Regions from separate parts of the Mus musculus genome. Here region 1 is linked to region 2. The links are chromatin contacts, found by Hi-C or POLR2A ChIA-PET in ENCODE. All regions are on one chromosome and are shown on one strand. Each heading gives the region's core, a stretch centred on a gene start or an enhancer-like site at or near the end of the contact. The rest is flanking DNA. Distances are from core to core; before and after follow the strand shown. Region 1 holds the start of Chd1 (chromodomain helicase DNA binding protein 1). Region 2 has its middle 23 kb from the start of 4933401D09Rik.

Evidence for each region. Hi-C counts contacts between places; a loop is a spot of excess contacts on that map. ChIA-PET counts read pairs that join two places held with the same protein, here RNA polymerase II (POLR2A).
Region 1: a loop to region 2 is called in a map of heart, with 2.0 times the contacts of the local background. The contact joins the promoter of Chd1 here to the enhancer-like site in region 2. A Hi-C loop is called at or near these places in 3 of 37 maps with a recorded cell type or tissue (all heart). POLR2A ChIA-PET finds 5 or more read pairs at or near these places in 1 of 5 experiments (embryonic stem cell).

What each region holds. Positions count from the first base shown.
Region 1 is chr17:15,702,010-15,708,615 of GRCm38, reverse strand. Chd1 (chromodomain helicase DNA binding protein 1) reads right to left here and starts at 3,649. Exons shown (of 36, transcript NM_007690.3): 1 at 3,304-3,649; 2 at 1,477-1,676. The coding sequence starts at 1,529. 5830433I10Rik (a long non-coding RNA gene) reads left to right here and starts at 3,239. Exons shown (of 2, transcript XR_001782213.2): 1 at 3,239-4,302; 2 at 5,848-6,606.
Region 2 is chr17:15,651,583-15,658,569 of GRCm38, reverse strand. No RefSeq gene overlaps it. Among named protein-coding and RNA genes, the nearest start is that of 4933401D09Rik, 23 kb to the right of the region's middle. Within about 2 kb of position 1,314, at least 1 of the 3 ENCODE cell types and tissues checked has a DNase peak (open chromatin) inside an H3K27ac peak, as active enhancers do; it is heart, where a contact is called at or near this core.

The DNA of each region.
Region 1 (6,606 bases), core at 2,400-4,899, 48 kb before region 2:
AATCAATCAATCAATATATCTCTCTCTCCCCCCTTCTCTCCCCCCACCTCTCTCTCATACACACACACATACACAAATCCTCTAACTTCAACTCCATTGACTCTATAAATTTTACCACATATACCTGTACAACGCCCCCCCCCTTCCAACCCCTTAGTTTTTTGAGGCAGGGTCTCTCTATGTAGTACTGACTATCCTGAAACTCTTATGTAGACCAGGATGGCCTCCAGCTTAGAGACTCACCTGCCTCTACCTCCCGAATGCAGGGATTAAAAGTGTACACCACCACTCCCAGGCTCAACCCAGGTTTTTAACTTCTAGATCCATACTTATGTAACTACAATGTTCAATTCTCTGTGTTGTCACTACTCTGCTTTTGTAAGCTATCCCAGCACCTACATGGGACATCAATGTCTATTGTCCATGAAACCATTTCAAGCCTGACATGGCAGCATCTCACATGTCTTATGTTTTGTAAATAATAGTGTAATTTCCATTTTGCAAGACCAAATATCAGAACAACAGAGTAATTTACCTCAATTCACAGTGTGTAACTGAAAGTCAGGATTGACTGCGCAGTCAGACTCCAACACCTACTTTGCTGATTTCTATGTTAAGTATACATAAATAATGAACTGTAACAGTAATGTGGAGACTATTAAAAATATAAAAGAATTGAATGGCGTTGGAGCAGGCAGTAATTGATAAATGCCTATAATTTCAATGCTCCATTTAATTTGGGGTGAGAATTTTTGTGGAGAGCGGTGAGTGCTTTACCACAGATCCTAAGGCTGTCTTACACATAAAATGGCCCAACATTTTATTTCCATAAACTTTATTTCTAAGAAACAATATGGTTCAAGTAAGAACTCTAAAACACCAATATAAAAATAACAATCGAAAAAAACAAAAACAAACAAACAAACAAAAAAACATAAACTGAATTCACGTCAATTTTATCTAAAGTTTTCTACAGTGGTAGAAATAGTTCCCAATAGTGCTGTCCAACATAGTGGACATGTGTCATATGTCATTTACATACTATTTGAAATGTCAGGTGTAACTTAGAGAATTTTGAATGTTTTGTAATCTAAACTGTTGCATGTGGCTAGTAGCTAACTGAACAACATAGGTGTAGGACATAAAACTCCAAAAAAAGAGGAGTGCAGAAATTCTTACTGCATTTATTTGGACAGTTCATTAATGGCCAAATCAATTTTAATGTCTCTTTACTGTTTCAGCTTCAATTACTTCAAAATATAAACCCTCCAATAGATTTAAATAGATCAAAGCCTTCTATAGTCCCTGCTATCTTGCTATCTTTACACACACACACACACACACACACACACATAATATGCAATGTTAACAAAACTGCTATTAGAGTCATTTTAACTTTTGCCAAGCTAAGACAATTTGATAAAAACACTCAGTTTCAGGTCTCAGGTAACCAGCTGGTTTAAAGAACTTGCTTACCTTGATTCTCCGCTGCCATTTCTAACACTTTCTTCATCACTGTGTCCATTCATTGTAAATATCAAGAAGTTTTAAATAAAACAAAAATCCCCTCAGATTAATAAAAGATGAGTATGAATGCAGATTTCCTCGAATATCAAAATTTCAAAGATGAATTTTCTTCAACATTCACGGGTTTCCTGGGGCTCTCTCTGTGTCACCTGCGGGAAATAGATTAGCAGTTAAGAATATGTGCTGTAGGAAAAGATGTAAGCCCGACTTAGAACTCCCAGAAATGGACCTAGGCCATCAGACTAGAGGTGGCTCGAAGGCCCAGACGCCTTTCACGTACAAGAACTAGGCATCTATTAAGTGCATTCTTGCTTGCTAGGACTTAGCCTGCCACTGCTAGTGCTGTTTTGACAGAAGAGCAACAAACTTTCCAGACTAATTACTACTGTGTAGCACTATTTATATAGATTCCTAAAACAAAGTAACATATACATACTCCCAAAGAGGAGAAAATGCTACTCGGTAACTTCGACAAACAAACGACGAGAGGGTAAGGGTTATGTTTACTGAAGCACTAACTCCTATTACTAAGAACTTCATATCCAGCTAAGGAAAGTTTTTAAATGTTCATTCGGAAAAGAGAGTAATAAAAGGTTATCATGATCTTAGCAAAACTACAAACGTCAAAACAGACAGTTTTTACCAGGTAAACCAATGGTAGAGTGGAAAAAAAAATTATATACCCAGTAAGGTACTTAAGACGCCTTGAAAAAAAACATAAAAAGGCAATACAAAGAATACACACTGTATCTTATTTTCAAGGCAAACGACGGGGACGGGGGTGGGGAGCAAGACAATATTTCCACCTCTCAAGATTTCCGCCAGAGCACTAGAGTCACCTACAAGCCAACCACGAATAAACAAAGGAGATCTCTGGCAGGGGAGGGAGAGGAAGAAGCGGGGGAAGGAGACGTCAGATCCTTCCCCAGCCAGAAAGTACCACCAAGACACACTCGGGACGCAACAGAGTTGTCCTCCGACTCCAGCAGAGACTTAACTGATTATTTCCACTCCAAAGAACAGAGGGGCCAAACAGGCTGCTGCCACCTCCGCCCGGGGGGCCGACTCTGCACCTGGATCAGGATTTCCAACCTGCAGAGCTCAGTCTCCATACCTCTGGGAGAACAGGTCACCTAAGATCCACAGCACTCAACAGTAATTCCTAACGTTAACTATTAATTCCAGCCCCGGTGAAACCGGCCGAAGTCCTCCACCTCCTCTCCGCAAAGTCTGCGCTGAGAAAGTTCACTCGCCTAGGCGCTTTCCCTTTCACCTTCCTCTCGCCCCTCAAGATGGCTTTCCCCGTCCGCTGGACTTCCTTTCCAGCCTCGCCTCCTTTCTCCGTCCGGCCCTAAGTTCTCCTCCGAGCGCCCGGACTCCGGACGCTCCCGCGTCTCAACAATAAGAGCCCCCGAAGTGGCCAGGGCTCCCTCTGCAGCCTCCTTCCCCGCCTGGCAGTTGCCGGGCTCCCGGCTAAGTTTGCCGGGCGGCGCCGCGCGGGGCCGCTGCACCTTCTCCCCGCAGCCGGGCGCCGCGGCCTCCTTCCCGCCTCCCGCTCCCGCAGCCCCGCCGCGCGCCCTCCCGGGCTCGCCCGGCCACCGCCCCCTCCCCCCCACCCGCCCCGCGCTCCCACGTGCTGGTCCCCTCCGCGCGCCGGGCAGCGCCGCCAGGCCGCTGAGGATGCGCCGGGCCGCTCTCCCACGCCCCCGGCGCCGCGCCGGGCCTCGCGGGCCTCGCCCGCTCCCGGCCTCCCCGGCCTCGCCGACCCGTCCTTACCGGCGGGCACAGGGCGAAGGGTGGCGCGGGCCGGCGCCTCGGGCGGAGGATGCCCCGCGCGGGGGCCCGCGATCCTGGATGCCCAGGCCGCGGGACCCGCGCCGCGGACGGCAGAGGGGGAGGGGAGGCAGCGGGCGGAGACGCGCGGAGCTGGGGAGCGGGTCCGACGATCAGTTCATCTCCGGGCGCCCGGGCCGAGCGGGAAGTACCGAGGGCGCCTCCTCCGTCCGCGCTCCCGCCCCGCCGCTTATCGGCCGCCGGCAGCCGCCATGACGCCAAGACCGCGATCGAGCGCAACCGTCTCCGCCGCGCGGCGCCGCCGAGGTCGCTGTCGCCTCCGCCTCCCGAGCGACGTCACCGCCTCGGTTCACTCCCCTTCCCGGCGCGCGGCGGCGGCGCGCACGCCCGGCCTTTCCGCCGACGCGCGGGGGCGGGGCGGGGCGGGGCGGGGCGCCGAGGTGGTGCACGCCCCTCGGGGAAAGCCACCGAGTCCAGCCCAGGCTCGGCCTTCGCACTCGTAACCGGCGCTACCCCTGGCGTTCGTGGGGCTCCCGGGGATGGGCGCTCTGGTCACGGCACGGATGCGCAGGGATCCAGAGCGGGGGCCCAGGACTGCCTGCGGTGGGGGCCGGCCGCGCGCGCCGGGTGTCCGGAGTCCGGTCGGAGCTGCTGCGTCACCCGGGCAGCTAGAGAACTATTGGGCAACCTAGTCGCCTCCCGCTGCGATCTTTGCCTGGGCGACCAGCGACTAAGTCTCCTCCCGGGCGGGGCTTTAGTGAAAGAGAGAAAATAGAGTTCGAGCTGCTGACCTCCCAGGACGCTCCTTGATTCGTGTGTGGGTGGCCCATGCCTGGTTCATAAAAGAACTTTTACAACTGTGCCTGCCTAGATCGCTCCCTGGAATGCGGGTGGAAGGGTGCCGTGCGGAATCGGAACTGGAGGGGCGTTGGTAACTGGATCTAAGGTGCTGCAGCTTAGTTGACAGTTACTGTCATTACTGTATCCGCAGGCCTCAGTATGTCGAAGCAGAATCTCTTCAAGCGTGGTGATGTAGCAATCTATGTACGGTTTTCAATTTTGTTTTTATTATGCTTTTTGGTTTTGAAAGAGCGTTTTATTATGTAGCCCAGGGTGGCCTCAGGGTGATCCTTCGAAGTTTAGGCATTACAGGCAGGCGTGTGCCATCACCACAAGGCTGACTGTTTTTGCAAGGATTTGGAACTTTGTTTGCTTACTTGTTTTTAAATCAAAATTCTTTCTGATTTCATTACCTGGCCTGCAAATAAAAGATTCTTTAAAGACAGTATACAAAGCCAGGCTGGTCTTCCACTTCTCCATCTCCCTGCCTCAGCCTCCGGAGTGGTAGTAAAGGAATTGCTGGTGTACCCACCTTGTGGGTCTAACTTTTTAAAGTTTTCAACTTACTTTTTGAAGTTGCATTTTCTGTAGAGACCTCTCCTTCGAAGTCAAATGAGTTTGGCTGCCATAATATCTCCAAATGATTCTTAAGCTATTTGGGAAATTTCTAATGAAAATTTAAACTTTGCCCGGCGGTGGTGGCGCACACCTTTGATCCAAGCACTTGGGAGGCAGAGGCAGGCTGATTTCTGAGTTCGAGGCCAGCCTGGTCTACAAAGTGAGTTCCAGTACAGCCAGGGCTACACAGAGAAACCCTGTCTCGAAAAACCTAAAAAAGAAAGAAAGAAAGAAAGAAAGAAAGAAAGAAAGAAAGAAAGAAAGAAAGAAAGAAAGAGAAAGGAAAGGAAAGGAAAGGAAAAAAAGAAAAGAAAAGAAAAGAAAAGAAAAGAAAAGAAAGGAAGAAAATTTAAACTTGGAGCTTTATGTTTTGAATAAGATCATAATATACTTCAGTACTCTGTAAACTCTTAGAAACACTGGAGGAAGAAAGACTGGAGAATATAGAGAAATACAATGTATAAAAAATTGCAACAATCTTGCATGTTCAAGTCTTTTTTTTTTTTTTTCCTTTTCCATTTGAGACAAGGTTTCTCAGCATAGGTTTGTGGGTTATTTGTTTGTTTCTCTAGACAGAGTTTCCAGGGTCCTGGTGTTCCCTGTCCTGTTCAAGTCTTAAAAGTAACGAAAAAAAAATACTTGTCAGCTGAGTGACTAAACTCTGTTTCAATTTTTCAAATTAAGTTTTGTTTCTTGTTAGTGTTTGTGGGTGTGCCACAGCCCACGTGAGGCAGTGAAACCAGCTTGCAGGGCTTGATTCTCCCCTGCCACCATGTAAATCCAAGTGCTGGAACTCAGATCTTAAGACTTGGCTGGTATCTTTCCTCACTGAATCGTTCCTCTGGCTCATTCACATCTCTTCTTAGTATATCAAACAACAGCCTAGGGGTGATTATAAACATGTAAATAGCAGAAAATCTAGAAAGTTAGCATCAACTATGAGGGAATTTCATTTTGCTGCTGTACAATTTCCATCTGGAACACTTCACAGACCTTTGGGAGAGTATGACATTTACAGAATCTAACACATTACTTTGTGAATCCTTAACTCTTGAAACATTCTACTAGCAGTGACTGCCAGTGGATGTCTGTGATGGCCAATCTTCGTCGTCAGCTTGATAGGATTGAGAAATATATAGGAGATGTGTAAAATGAACAACTGGATGTGTCAGTGAGGTCCTTTCCAGAGAAAATGAAAGGATTAGGCCTCCAGCTCCTCCTTGCCTGGCTTCAGATTTTGATTGATGCTATGGAAGTGTGGAAGGTAGAGCCTCGGTGGAAGAAGAAGTGAATCACTTGGGGCCGTGCTTTGGAAGAGTAATCTCAGCTCTGGCCCCAAAACAATTAGCCAAAATAAATCTTTTTCCTATAAGTTGATTTTCTTGGAGACCTGATCATAGTGATATGAAAACAAACACCACCACCACCACCACCCCCACCCACACACACACACACGTGGTATTCTTAAACTGATATACTGAGAAACACTTCCAGAATGGTAAAATATGTTCCAGATAGAAAATGGTAGCTCTTTCTCCTTTAATTTTGTGAATCCCAGTATAGGGATAAATATATTCTTTCTCCTACTTAATATTTATATAGAGACAGTCTGACTTAAGATTGCTCCTGTTAGTCTTTTTTTTATTTTATAGCCATAAGGCATTGACATATATTCTGTAGGAACAACTTTTTCTGGGGTAAAGAAATGCCCTATAAGACACAGTGCTGAGCCTGGTGTGGTGGCACACGCCTTTAATCCCAGCACTCGGGAGGCAGAGGCAGGCGGATTTCTGAGTTCGAGGCCAGCCTGGTCTACAGAGTGAGTTC
Region 2 (6,987 bases), core at 65-2,564:
CAGAGCTCCTGTCTCTAGCTGCATATGTAGCAGAAGATGGCCTAGTCGGCCATCACTGGGAAGAGAGGCCCGTTGGTCTTGCAAACTTTGTATGACCCAGTTCAGGGGAATGCCAGGGCCAAGAAGCGGGAGTGGGTGGGTAGGGGAGCAGGGGGAGGGTATAGGGAACTTTCAGGATAGCATTTGAAATTTGAAACATATATAAAGAAAATATCTAATTTTAAAAAAGCCATTTCTTCAGACCCCTCCACCTAATGTTTTTTTTTAGATTTATTTATTTATGTATGTATTTATTTATTTATTATATGTAAGTACACTGTAGCTGTCTTCAGACACTCCAGAAGAGAGCATCAGATTTCATTACGGATGGTTGTGAGCCACCATGTGGTTGCTGGGATTTGAACTCAGGACCTTTAGAAGAGCAGTCGGCGCTCTTAACCACTGAGCCATCTCACCAGCCCCACCTAATGTTTTGATATGGAGTTTCTCTCTGATTATGGAGCCCACAGCTTTGGCTAAAGTAGCTGGCCAATGAGTTCCTGGGGAATCTGTCATGTCTCTGCCACCTCAATGCTGGGCTACGGGCAGTAAGTGCCACAACATCTGTCGTTTACTTAGGCGCTGAAGATCTGAACTCGGTCCTCATGGTTGTATAGCCAGGACTTGATCCAATGTGTCATCTCCCCTGACCCCATTTAACACTTCCATTATGCGCACAAATTGTCTAAGAATTAAAATTAAAGCCTACAACTATGCAAATCATAAATTGCAATATGACCACTAGAAAATAGACGAGCCCTATGTTGGTGTGTATCTTCTGAGAAACAAATGTCAAGATGGGGGTTACATATGGGAAGATATCAGATTAGACAGCTGTAGGAAAATGGGAACTGTGAAAAGCTGGGAAAACAGACAATAATGTAAGCCTGAGTGTGAATGGGGTAATAGAATAAAATAAGGAAGGCACGCAAGGTGGGGGGAAGAAGGAAGTCCTGCTGAAAGCACTGTCTTAGGGTTTCTATGGCTACAAGAAAACAACATGACCAAAACAGCAAGTTGGGGAAGAAAGGGTTAATTTGGCTTACACTTCCAGATCGGTAGTCCACCACTAGAGGAAGTCAGGGCAGAAACTCAAGCTGGAACCTGGAGGCGAGAGCTGATGCAGAGGCCACGCAGAGGTGCTGATTGTCAGCTTGCTTCCTATGGCTTGCTCAGCCTGCCTTGTTACAGAATCCAGGACTAAGGGTCCAGAGATGGCCCCACCCACAATGGGCTAGGCCCTCCCTCTTTGATCTCTAATTGAGGAAATGCCTTACAGCTGGATCTCATGGAGGCATTTCCTCTACTGCAGCTCCTTTTTCTGTGAGGACTTTAGCTTGTGTCAACTTGACACACAAAACCAGCCAGTACACACATCGTCCGGTGCTGTGCTGTCTGAGAAAAGGTCTGCCAAGGCACTGGGGCACCCCCAGCCAACACAGCAGAGGCACCCTAGAATCTCTCAGCAACATGCCTGCCTCCTTCACCTGTGGACTATTCAGAGGAAGTCTGCCTAAGAGCAAGCACACTTACCCACTGGGGCATAGCAGGTACTCACTGCTCCAGACCACTTTATTAAAAAAATAAAATTAGCAAATATTACCAAATAATATTTTGTTTTTATTTTGATTTGGAAATATGAGAGTATAGGGCTGGTGCTGTAGATTAGTTGGCAAAAACACTTATTTTGCCTGTGCCAAGCTGTACTGTGTAAAATGGCCTGTAGTCGGGCATGCCTGTGGTAGAGGCAGGAGGATCAGGAATTAATGTCACCTTCACAGTGAGTTTGACACCTGGGAAATATAAGACTGTCTCGAAAGAAAGAAAGAAAGAAAGAAAGAAAGAAAGAAAGAAAGAAAGAAAGAAAGAGAGAGAAAAGAGGAGAAGCATCAAGGGTTAAAACCTTAACAATTCTGACTGGACAAAGATTTGGTAAGAATGAAATTAAAGTCTCTGAACTCTCACAGCCTGCCTGCCACACAGAAATGCTAGTTAGTGCTGTATGGAGACAATTCTGCAGTGAGGTTGGAAACACTAGCTTTCTCTGACATTACTGCCTTCCTCTCTGCATGGTGGGCACTGTTCTTCGTCCCCTTGCTGTGGCCTTGATGGATGAAGGGTGGACAGGAGTGACACGTGTCCATTTCAGAGTGATCTCTCCTCCTCTGTTATTCTTGGAGGAGATAACAAGTTGAGATTAACAGTCTATCGCATTAAAGCAGTCCGAGTGCCTGGAAATCTATGGAAGCCAGGTTTCATAAATTCAGACTTGCAGTGAACTTTGAAGAAAAAAGAATGAGGAAAGAGAGAGAGAGAGAGAGAATAAAAGAAAAAGAAAGAGGGAGAAAGGGAGGGAGTGAAAGAAGGGAAGGAGGAAGGAAGGAAGGAACTCACCTCAGGCTTTTCTTTTTGGTTTTGGTAAAATACCGTATACTCTCCTAATTCAGCTATGGTTACGGTGATGTATGTATTATGTTTATTTTTTGTTTGTTTGTTTGTTTTTGTTTTTCGAGGCAGGTTTTCTCTGTGTAGCCCTGGCTGTCCTGGAACTCACTCTGTAGATCAGGCTGGCCCTGAACTCAGAAATCTGCCTGCCTCTGCCTCCCAAGTGCTGGAATTAAAGGCATGCACCACCACTGTCTGGCTGTATGTTTATTATTTTTATTTTTAAAGACAAGTCCTGTGGTCCAGACTGACTTAAAGTTACCGTGTAGCTGATGGTGGTCTTGAGCTTCTATTCTCCCACCTCCACTTTTTGAGTGCTGGGATTGCATGTGCACACCACCACCTCTGGTTTCATTCTCATATTTTCTCATGCCAATTAAAAGTCAACAGACCGTGCTACAAAGCCAGCCTTATTGTTTCTATCTTTATTCTCTGTAAAAAATACTTCATCTGACGTGTAGAACCTGAGAGGGTGGTCAGAACGCAATGCAAGCCTGATTCTGAATGAAGAAATGAGGAAAGAAGAGAGATGGGCAAGATGAAGGGGAGGGGCAGGCAACAAACGCATTTGGCTGTATAGCCCAAGGACCGGTAAGTTTACAATACTAAGGAGTTGCTGATTTCTTCCTCCTCTTTCTCCTTCTGTTCTTCCTTCTCCTCTTCCTCCTCTTCCTCCTTCTCTTCCTCTCCCTCTTCCATTTCCTCACAGTCAGCCTATTAATTCCTTCAGAATCTATCTTCAAGAAAGACCAAATCCAAAACCTTTCACCACTGGTAGCCATCTTAATTTCTTATCTAGATGCTGTGACCCTCTCCCCTTGTCTCCTTCCTCTCTCTCCTTCTCCCACTCAGGTTCAACACTGCATCAAGGCATCATTTCAGAGCATAAACCAGAGCAGACTGCTTCTCCTGCCCAAATTTCCAAAGGTCCTCCTTTCTCACTTAGAGTACAAGCCAAGCTCTTTTCCTCTCATCCCCACCAATGTCAGCAGAGAGTCTATCTCGACCGTCCTACGTACAACTGCAGCTGTCCTTATGCTCTCCTGTCCTTCCCACCTCCCTCCTCTAGCCCATTCTTTGCTGTAGGTCTACAAGCTGTGAGACTTACTTTCTATTTAATAACTTCAATACTGTCTGCCTCAGAGTTTTAAAAATACTGTGCTAAAATTATTTTGACTACTGTAAAAGCCACAGTATTCAAAGAGGCTTAATTAGCATTATGTAATAATTTTGTTTTGTTTTTTAGGTTTATTTATTCTATTTCTCATGTGTGTCACTGTTTTGCCTCCATGGATGTGTGTATATGTGCACCACGTGTGTGCCTGATGCCTGTGGAGGTCAGAAGAGAGCCCATTAAGGGTCATTGTGAACTTTCATGTGACTGATGGGGACCAAACCCAGGTCACCTGCAAGAGCAGCACAGGGCTTTTGGCTGCAGAGCCCACTCTCTAGCCTCTGTTTTGTTGTTTTAAACATGGTCTTTCTCTGTAGCTCAGGCTGGCCTCAAATTTATGGTAGTCCTGCTGTCTTAGCCTCCTAAAATGAGCACAATGGGCACAGGCCTCTCTACTTAGCTAAAAGGATATTTTTTTAGTGAAGAAATAAAGATTTCTGTCGAGATAAGGCAAAATAACTCACATAAATGAAGAGTAACATCTAATTTCCAAAAGTGTGTGTCCTGGATTGTTAACAAAATACAGATTAAGTGGCATAAAAATCACCAACATAGAGCCTCATAATGCATTTTATATCCATAGGGATTTCCAAATGGAAATAATAATATAATCTTAAGACAAAATTTATTACATCAATTCTCTAATAAGAAGTTACATAATTTTGCCAGGTGGTGGTGGCACACGCCTTTAATCCCAGCACTCGGGCAGAGGCAGGCAGATTTCTGAGTTCGAGGCCAGCCTGGTCTACAAAGTGAGCTCCAGGACAGCCAGGGCTATACAGAGAAACCCTGTCTCGAAATAAACCAAAAAAAAAAAAAAAAAAAAAAAGAAGTTACATAATTTTATTTAAAGTTTTAATTGGTTAATCTGACAAAATAAGTTTTTAAAGTTTTTTTCTTTTTAAAAAGGTGTTTTTAATGGGACAGAGGTGAATTATGAATTAAATTAAACTTTCCCTCGGGTTATTATTGGGAATAGAAAGTTGTGTGCTTGTTACATGTGATATAAGAAAGGAAACCTGAGTTGTCTATGAAGACATATGAGACTGTGTTAAGGAGTTACAATGCTGACCCTAGTGTCACTCGTTCTTTCTCAAGTGTGTTGAGCCATAGGGGAGGTAGGTGGGACACCAGTACTTCAGCATCAGGTTTATTAGTAAGGCTCTAGTCCGTTCACAGTCACTGCATCACAGGGTCATGGAATATTTTGTAAAAACCCACAGACAAATAATTTGCCTAAAAAGGAGGAAGGGAACTCGGAGTACTGCAGCACTCTTTAAACCTCAAGAAATTATAGGGATTTGTACTAGAATGATGTTACTGCTCATTCTACGTAAAATAACTTATTTATATATTTACTTCTCATCTCTTTACTTTGATCTCCTGTGATTACACCGCTATGCCCGGGGTGTGAGGTGCACAGTGGTAAAAAGCAAAAAGCGTTTGCCATACCAAACACCAAATGAGTTTGGCCACCAGAACCTTATACAGGTGAAGGAGAGAGTTGACTTCTGAAAGATGCCCTCTGATCTCCATACTTGAAATTTGATAGCTTCCTGCACACACACACACACACACACACACACACACACACACACACACTTGTGTGCATAATAAATAAGAAATTTAAAAAGAGTACGTGCATATCTTAAACATTTTATTTGCTTCACTCATACACATTGTCATTCACAAATTTCATCAAGGATGAGTCTGCAAACCTCATGTGTGAAAACACTCAACATAAATTATCAGAATTTACACAGTGCACCATTTCTGATTTCTAACTTCTGCTGATTACAAATGAGATTGGCAGGATCCGGGGAGGAGGCTGGAGGGGGCGGGGAGGAATGGAGAGAGGGTGTAGGATGAAAGTTAAAGGTGGTAGTTGGTTTTTAAGCCTGGCTAGCTCCCAAATCATTGAGACAGAGACCTATTGAGTTTATTCAGCAAGCTTTAAGCACAATAACAGAGCAGATATTCCTACCCCTCAGTGCTATGTAGCTACTTCCCAGTCACACGCCCTGAGTTACTTGCATTTTACTTCTCCTTGGATTGGTCTGTTTCTGTGTGTCTTTATGTCGAACTCCCTTGGTGACTCCTCCTCATGCCTGACCTCAAGATGACCTCCTTATTCTCGCACTTGCCTTGTGGCTCTTTTTCTCCCGGATCCTCACTTACCTTGTGGGGAACTTCTAGCTCTTCTCCCCTCTGACCCCCGGCTGGAGTCCAGCCTCTGGACTCCTCTGCCCAGTCAATGGCTGTCCAGCCTTTTATTAACCAATCAGAGATCATTGGAGCGCATTCTTTACACCACATTGATACAGGAGATTCTTCAGCAATCATGACACTGCCCGTGGACTGTAACTTGATGTTGGGGCACAGAAAGCAGTTTTTATATACACAGAGCGCAAGACCATCCTCCAACAGGTGGGGAGGGGAGGGTGGCTCAGTGGTTAAAAGCATTTGATGGTCTTCCCGAGGACATGAGTTCCATTCTCAACATGCGCAGTAGGCATCTCACAACCAGCTTCAAGGATCCAATGCCCCTTTCCTGACTTCCATGTGCACCTGACATATCACACACACACACACACACACACACACACACACACACACACAATGGGATAAGATTTAGTGACATGTATAAAATAATATAAGGATACAGTAATCTTTGGCTATGTAGTGAGTTGGAGGCCAGATGGAACGACATAAGACAAATAATAAAATGGTAATCATATGTGGCTTAGTTAAACACACTAAGCAACACTTTTACAATTCTCAGGGGCTTTCATCTGAGGGAAGCAGAATATGAGGAAGCTCTGGAAAGAGACTGCCTATCACATGAGTCATCAAACATGAGTATCAGCGAGTGGATGGAGGAGCTAGGTAAATGTTCATTAACACAACTACCACAGTGACTACTTTCAGAGAATACTTTTGGGGTCATATATACTGTGATGGTTTGAACATGCGTGGTCCATAGGAAGTGGCATTTGTTGGAGAGGTGTGGCCTTGTTGGAGGAAATGTGTCACTGTAGGAGTAGGCTTTGAGGTCCTATGCTCCACTCTGCCCAGTGCAGCTGAGACAACCCTCCTGGTTGCCTGGAAGGCAATCTTCTCCTGGCTGCCTTCAGATCAAGATGCAGAACTCTTGGATCCTCCAATACCAAGTCTTCCTGCCATGCTTCCCACCATGGCGATAATGGACTGATCCTCTGAAACTGTAATCCAGCTCCAATGAAATGCTTTCCTTTATAAGAGATGCCTTGGTCAGTGTTTCTTCACAGCTATAAACCCCAAACTAAGACAGACAGACAGACAGATATAGA